Linked DNA regions of Homo sapiens: region 2 is linked to region 1. Evidence: chromatin contacts called from ENCODE Hi-C or POLR2A ChIA-PET data. All regions are on one chromosome and are shown on one strand. The core of a region is the stretch at or near the end of the contact, and the rest is flanking DNA. Distances in the headings are between cores, read along the strand shown. Region 1 overlaps TAF1B (TATA-box binding protein associated factor, RNA polymerase I subunit B). Region 2 has its middle 44 kb from the start of TAF1B.

What was found. A loop is a pair of places that touch in the nucleus more often than their neighbours do. ChIA-PET counts read pairs that join two places held with the same protein, here RNA polymerase II (POLR2A). Pooled maps may share reads with other maps.
Region 2: a map of mammary epithelial cell shows a loop between it and region 1 (7-fold over the local background). The contact joins two enhancer-like sites. A Hi-C loop is called at or near these places in 1 of 168 maps with a recorded cell type or tissue (mammary epithelial cell) and 3 of 50 pooled maps. POLR2A ChIA-PET finds 5 or more read pairs at or near these places in 7 of 52 experiments (A549, MCF 10A, PC-9 and 3 more).

Annotation. Positions count from the first base shown.
Region 1 is chr2:9,895,596-9,899,471 of GRCh38, forward strand. All of the region lies in intron 8 of TAF1B (TATA-box binding protein associated factor, RNA polymerase I subunit B), which reads left to right. Among named protein-coding and RNA genes, the nearest start is that of TAF1B, 54 kb to the left of the region's middle. Within about 2 kb of position 1,941, at least 15 of the 41 ENCODE cell types and tissues checked have a DNase peak (open chromatin) inside an H3K27ac peak, as active enhancers do; they include PC-9, where a contact is called at or near this core.
Region 2 is chr2:9,797,190-9,801,065 of GRCh38, forward strand. No RefSeq gene overlaps it. Among named protein-coding and RNA genes, the nearest start is that of TAF1B, 44 kb to the right of the region's middle. RefSeq lists enhancers at 2,627-3,462, 3,463-3,876 and a silencer at 3,631-3,876. Within about 2 kb of position 2,207, at least 13 of the 41 ENCODE cell types and tissues checked have a DNase peak (open chromatin) inside an H3K27ac peak, as active enhancers do; they include PC-9, where a contact is called at or near this core.

The DNA.
Region 1 (3,876 bases), core at 691-3,190:
GCATCATGATACATGTGGAATTCATTTTATTCTTTTTCCATAAATAATTACAGTGCTTTGTCATTACTTCTGATAGTTTTATTCCTTGTTAATTCTCCTTTGTTATGGAGAGTCTTGATAACAGTTTGGTTTAACAGGTGCACTTTGCATTAGCTTTTTCTCAGTTGAATCTGCCTCAAAACAACAATAAGAATAAGTAAGGGTGAGGCACTGCACTCTTTTTTTTTTTTTTTTTTTTTTTAAATAGCTGAGCAGGAAGTTTGCCTCTGACAGGGTATTGTAATCAGGTTTATCACAGGAGCCTGCTGTTGTGTAACAGAAACTCTAGCCTGTCCTTACCTGTCTTAAAGTATTGCTTCACGAAGGAAAGTAAACTCGCTGTAATATTTGTGAAATTCAATAAAATGCTTTCCCAAGCACTCCGTTTTTAATGCATGCTGGAACAATTTATTGTAGCTTTGTGGTCTTTTAAAAAACATGTTAAACTTGTGATTTCTTACTATTGTAATGAAATGGACCTGTATCACTCGAGAAGCCCTGTATGTCACATTTATTATTCCTTTTAGACACATCCTCAGCCAAGTGTAGTAAATGTCCACACTCCCTCCCTGCTTCCCTCCCTTCCTTCCCTCTTTTTTCAAGAAGAGGAGGTTTGTGTTGCCTTCAGATGACTGTTGATTTAATTGACAGGCAGCTTTTCTTCATTGTGTGCTTTTTGCTATTGCTCACAAAAGTGCATTCACTATTCTATAGTATGTTGAAACTTTTAAATGGAAACGGCTTTTCATTAACAAAGGAAGCATTTTCTTCCCCCCTTCCATGCCTTAGCTTTCTCCGCTAAGTCTTGGCTTCTTCAGCAGCTGTACCTCCACCAGAAATGACAAAAGGTGCAATTGTGCTAGGAGATGGCGATGAAGATATGCCAGTGGAGTTTTGTGTGTGGGCTGCTGGGGACTGTTTTCCTTCTGTGTTTGGTTTTGTTTTATTTTTGTTATTCCAGAAAGTTGAGAGCACATCTAAAAACCAAAAAAAAAAAAAAAAAAAAAAGCTTTAAAAACCCTTTTCAAACCTTTATCCCAGCTGAGCTTTCTTTCCATTAAGTTGTTCTGTTAGTATTTCAGTGGCCCCTCTGTCTTAATAACAACAAATCTGGCAAAACTCACTTAAAGCAGAGGGACATGGAATACAGAGAGTGTTGATGTGGTTTTTCTTTTTCTAAGCAGGCCATGAGAGTCTGAGTCTTCCTGCCATTATCCTGACTTAAGAGCAGAGCAGAGCTCAGGAGAGGAGATAGGTGTGCAAATTAAATTTTAGTCTTTCCAGCCATCTCCTTTTTCTGAGTTGTGATTCCTGAGCCCAAGTAGATAGCCAGTTCATTTCATTTACTTAAATTAATTTGGAGATAACCCTCTTCTCCTTTTTCTGCCTCTGCCTCTTCTGCTGCTTCATTTGTGACTCAACTTTCTGGAGTATGGTGCTGACTTGAAGCCCTATTTACTTCTAGCAAAAATCTTTCAGTTTACCTGGTAGAATAAACTGAAAATCTAGTACCTTTCAGGGGCACCATCTCTTCACAGCATACCAAATAATCAGATCACTGATTGAACCAAAGTATTGGGTCTAGATATACTTGTCTGTATTAGATACAATTTATTCTGTCAGTGACTTAAAATAGGGCTACTTCTATCTTTTCAGCCTTGATTTTCTTGATATATTTTAAACCTACAGATCAGTTTAAAAATAGATAATATGTAACATAGATACTATTCTACCACAGTCCTTGGCAGTGTTTCTCAGTCCTCTCAAGAATTAGTCATTTCATCATCCCTCACTAGACGCAGCAAGAAGGGATAAAGAGGAAACTGGAAATTTGTTCTGAAGTACATCTCCAATATTTTGAATGTTGATCAACAGCATTCTGATCTTCTCCCTGAATGAGTAAAAAGAAAAGATGTAATACTGGGTCAGCCAAACCCACTGCGTGGCACTTAGCCAGGATGATTCATTTTGCTTGGAGCAATCTTACACCCTTTGTGAAACTGGGTTTCTTTTGGTTGAAGGAAGAAAAAGACTCGTCCAGAGCTGTCAGTCACTTCTTAAGCACCTTCAAATGAGGGCCTTATTGGATTGTTTTGATCTGCCCAGAATCTTCAAACCTGACTCTAGATTTGTTCACCTTCTTACTCTGTAGGCCACATGTAATGCTTGGGATTTTTTGTACAATCTTTATTAGAATAATAACCTGACAGGTTTCAAATCTACTTGAGGGAAGTTGAAGTGAACATAATGATCAGGTTCCCTCATTTCTACTCTTCCCTCCCAGACAGCATGAGGGAGAGAAGCCAGCTGGTGTTTTCTTGTGTTCCTGGCCCACTTCCCCCAACCCCCCACCCCGCCCCCAGCTACCATCATCTCAGCCTCACTGGAATGTGTATGTGTGCTTCTCTTTCCAAACTTGGAGAGTAAAACTATCTGAGCACTTCCTCCTGTCTACAAGAAAAGTAGCCTCTGCATTTTATTTTTTGTTTCCTACAACCGGCATATTCTGTTTTCTGGGGATCCATAGCAATTTCATTAATCTCTAGAGGCTCTCAGGCTTTAGTATGCATAAGAATATCCTGGAGAGCTTGTTTAAACTGCAGATTCTTAGACCCAGTGTCAGAAATTGATTCAGTTAAGTATAGTGTGGGCTCTAAGAAGATGTTTTTCGTAAGCATCTTGCAAGTGATTCTGATGGAGATTACGCTTTGAGCAGTGCATTATATAAGCCTTATCTCTATGTCTGTCTTTTGTTATTCCACCTTGTTCCACAGAAGATTTGAGGTAGAATTAGCAGATAACCAAAGGGTCAGTATAAAACAAAATGCTGTTATACCTTATTAAGTATGTGTTGTTTTAAACAGGATTCTGTTTAAAACTGTTTGGGAACTATATCTATTGAGAAACTGGTCTGTGAGTTTAACATATATGAAAACAGTGAAAATCAAGGCTGAAAAGATAGAAGTATCCTTCCTCTCTCTGTAAGTCATTGACAGAGTACAGTGTATCTAATGGAGAAGATTCTGGCAGGCTTCTTATTCTGGGAAATGTAGACACATATCTTGGTGTTACATTTTTAATAATTATAGTTTAATAACTCCGTATTTCCCCCAAAAGTGTATTTATAAGAGGTTTCGTGTAAGATAAAAGTAGATATTAGCAAGTGGTATAGATTTTGAATGTCTGTAGATTTCATATATGCTGAATTTTTTAAATTTCCAGCTTTATTACACTTCTAATTATGACCTCTTTAACATGTGTTTTTTTTTTCCTTTAGACAGACATTACTTACATTCCTTTTTTCTTTTTTTTTTTCTCCTGCCACCTTGTCTGAGAACTTAGGTTCCATTTTATACTTTTTTTGGTGGCAAAATATACATAAAAGTTACCATTTTAGCCATTTGTAAGTGTGCAGCTCAGTGGTATTAAGTGTATTTATATTTTTGTGCATCCATCACCACCATCCATCTCTAGAATTTTTTCATCTTCCCACGTTGAAACTCATACCCATTAAACACCAACTTCCCATTCCCCACTTGTTCCAGCCTCTGGTAAACACCATTCTACTTTCTGTCTCTAGGAATTTGACTTCTTTAGGTATCTCATACGTGTGGAATCATACAACATTTGACTTTTTGTGTCTGGCGTCTGGCTTACTTCACTTAGCATAATATCTTTAAGGATCACCTATATTGTAGTTCGTGTCAGAATTTCATTCCTTTTCAGGCTGGATAATATTCTATGATATATATAAAACATTCAAAATCTATATATACTACTTGCTAATATCCAGCTTTGTCTTATATAAAATATATATACATTTACATACATACATAC
Region 2 (3,876 bases), core at 957-3,456, 98 kb before region 1:
GCTCCTCCCCACATTTCCAGGGCCTTCTTGAACTTCTTCCCAGGGTCTGCCCTCCTGAGGCTGACCTGGTTTGCATATCCCATGGGGCAGCTGTTCGTGGGACAAGGGGATGTGGACGATGGCAGGCTGGGACACAGCATGTATGCATGAATGTGTGCATACTTAGGGTACAGAGCAGAAGGGGGCAGGTGGGGCTGGCCCACCCCACACCATTGTGTTGTAGTGCCGAACTCCCAGGAGTCCAAAAATACTAAATTTAAAGCTGGCCTTCCAGATCCTTGTGAAGGCATATTTATAAGAGGCTGGAACACATTTTATTTAATAGTTTGTCAGCTATATGACTTGCAGATATTTAGACTTAGAGTAGGTGGGCCTCCAATTCTACTCTTGCCTCAGCACCTGGAAGTATTAGGGTAAGGTCTGCAAAGTACCCATTTCTCTGAAAACACCCAGCTCAGGAATTGGTACAGGGAGTCCCCTTTCTGGAAGGCCCTCCCCCACGTCTGCCTGGCCTATCCGGTTCTTCCCTCAAGTTTCAGCCCAGATTCTGACTCTTCCGAGCAGACAGGCCCCCGTGGCCTTTATTCCTTCCCTCCCAGCACTGTCTGGCCAGCATGTGCGGTCGCGTGAAGACCTGCTAACAGCAGGAGCTGGGGACTCCCTGAAGGCGCTGACCTCGGCCGACTCCCCCAAGAATTCCCAGACCCTGGCACGGGTGCCGGCACATGTGCTGCCCAGGGCAGGCTCGGTGGACACATCTACAGTTCATTCTCCCACTTTAGTCCATTTGCTTAAGACACCCTTCCCTGGCAATCGGTAAGGTGCACACATACTGCCTGGGGCTCTCATTAAACTGCAGATTCCAGTTCTGTAGGTCTGGGAGGGGCCTATGATTGTGCAGTTCTAACCAGCTCCCAGGTGAGGCCAATGCTGCTGGCTCAGGGACCACACTTTTCACAGTGAAGCTTTAGAGCTCATTATCTTCCAGGAAGACAAATGCAATACAGGTGTTGCCTGTAGCCAATGCTTCAGCAAATGCTATGGATGCTGCGACTCTGAAACTGGCTGCACCTGCCCAGCAGTCCTGTGAGAGAGTCTGTTAATAAGTAGCAAAGTAGACTCCTCACTGAGGAGGGCAGTTCAGGGACTCGGAAGTCAGGGATGCCCAGAAGGTACACAAGGGGGCTGGGAATCCAGGCTGCAACCTCTAGGCCCAGAGGCCTGGGTGCCAGGCTCAACACAGTTGCTGCTCGCCCAGTGACCTCACGTGAGACACCTCCTCTCTCTGGGCCTCTGCACCTACTCTGGGTGGTACTATCTGCCATGAGAGTGAGATGGGAAACTCTTCCAAAGAAAGGAGGGCTGGATGCTGGTGAGTTGGCATTATTGGCAAGAGCAGATATGATCAGCCCTGACCATGGGCCAAACACCATTCTGCCCACTTTCTCTGTATCAGTGTGTTTAACCCTCAGGGCGACCCTCAGAGGTGGGCACTGTTCTTATTACCTTTTCACACAAGAGAAAACTGAAGCCCAGAGGACGCAATTGCTGTTAAGACCCCAGGCAGTCTGGCTCCCAGCCTTCTACTGAACCCTCTTGTCACTCTGCCTCTCCAGCCTGAAGCTCTGGAACCGTAATAGGTTCATGGCCTGACCCGTGCAGGAAGTCAATATGCAAGATGCCGCATTGCAGCAGAGAGAGAGGTCTAATCAATGCAGGGCCACCAAGTGAGGAGATGGGAGGAAACCCCCAATCCATCATCTCCCCAGGGAGTTCGGGGCTCGAATTTTTAAGGGTTTTGAAGTGGGTCAAAGTGTGGAGGTCCTTGATTGGTCGAAGAGTGCAGTCACGGGACAAGGAGATGAAGAAACCTCACTGTCACGCGGATTCCGTTCCTCTGTGGGGGTCTTCGAGCTGGTTGGCATCAGCTGTTCTGATGGAATTCAGGATCTGCTTAAGCAATTCTTAAACAAAATTCCTATGATTCTAAGGTCAGAGATCCTATCAATAGGAACCATGGGGATGTGAACTGTCCGTACCTAGGGCTACGTGACTTTTGGTTACAAGGAAGTGGGTCAAAGTACAGCCTGATGAATGCTTAATTATAGCTATATGACTGTCCGCAGTTCTTGTTAACCCTGTGAGGCTGGCTTCAGCTGGGTCTGCACTAGGTTAAGAAAGGGAGAAGAAGGGTGGGGACCTCAGCCCTTCCTTCCTGCCCAGACCACAGCCTGCAAACCTCCTCGGGTCCCCTCTGGCTCCAGGGCTCTCGCTGCAGACAGATCAGAAAGGACTCTGGGTCTGTCCCACCCCAGCCAGGCAGCCCAGAGCCCTCAGAGCAGGTGCTGCCCAAATGTTCCTGGGCATGGTGGGACCTTCTGCTAGGCAGGCTCTTCCTCATAGATTTGGGGGCTGCTTGTTTTAGGTTTAAAACAACCTGAGCTTCCCCCAGCCAAGTCCCTATCTCATTGTGTTGCCGTGGTCTGTTTGCCTGTCTGTCTTGTCCCCTAAACTTTGCACTCTCAGAAACGGGGCTGTGTTCCCTCCTCCCTAGGTCTCCAGCTCAGTGTCTTGCACACAGTGGGTGGTGAACTGACTTGCTCCTAGTTTCCCCTCTAGAGGTGCTGGGATGCAGTGACAACGCGCTTCCAGATCTTGCCACCAGAGGGCAGGAGCGCACAGCAGCCGAGTGTGAGCAGCGCGGCAGAGAGCAGGTCGGGCTGGGTGGGTCCCTGGACATCCAGCCGGCAGGGCAGGGAAGGGCCAGGCGCAGAGGGTAAATGAGGACAGGGCCTTGGGGGAGTCTCTTCATTTCCCATGCCGATTCCAGAGACTTCTTTTCTCTTCCTTCCCTTCCATTCCCCTGCCATCTCTTTTCCACTCCCTCCCCTTCCATGTTGACCAGGGTCCAATTTTGACTTTGTGTGACTTTGGGCCAGAAACCTCTTCTCTCTAAGTTGTAGTTTCCTCGTCTGTAAAATGGGGAAGTAGTGCTACCCAATTCTGGGCAGTTCCCTATCTTCCCTTCCTCAGGCTTTGGGACCCTCTGTAGGGCCACGCTTCTCGGCTCTTAGTGGGGAGCTCCAGACTGTGACCCAGGCAAAGCCAGGGGCCCTTTGAAGTGAGCTGCCTCCTCTGCCCCCTGCCTGGGAGAGGACACCTGCAGGCCTGGCCCTGTGGGGCCAGGTGGGCTGGCAGAGTGGATGGGCTGGGAGCTGTGGCAGCTGTGCCGGGTACACACAGGACATCAGCTGGGCCTGTTCCACTCAAGCATAGATGAGCAGGCAGGCATGAATGAATGAATGAATGAATGAATGAATGAATGAATGAAGAGTGAATGAATGAGTGAATGAATGGGAGAAATTCAGGCATGGCTTCAGAATACTTGTAGCAAAGGGATTTTCATACCCACTGCCAGTGGAACCTGGAAGCCTCCTAAGCCTCTCGGAGCCCAGCTTGAGTGGAGTCCACTGGGGGCTTGTCCTCTTTTTGAAGCCTCTTGTCCCTTTTGGACTCCTCACTGGCAGAAGCCTAAGAGACCCTTAGTCTAAGCTTTCAGGGGGTGAGAGGAGGAGTCTACTAACTGGGAGGGTTTACCCAACATCATTTATTTATTCCTCATCAAACAAACACAACGTAGCCACCCCCTCCGGGACTGTGCCTGTGTCTGTGCTGTGAACATCCCAAGGGACGGTGCAGCTGGTGGGGGTGGAGGGGCCGGAGTGCTCTGAGGAGCCAGGGAAGGCCTCTCCGAGGAGGGGGCTTTTGAGCAGGAGGCCTGTGCTTTGAGCAGAGATCCCACAGAGGGTCCCAGGTCAGCTGGACCGGCACTTCAGAGAAGTCACTGACTGAAGAATCAGAGGCAGGGGGCCCCAC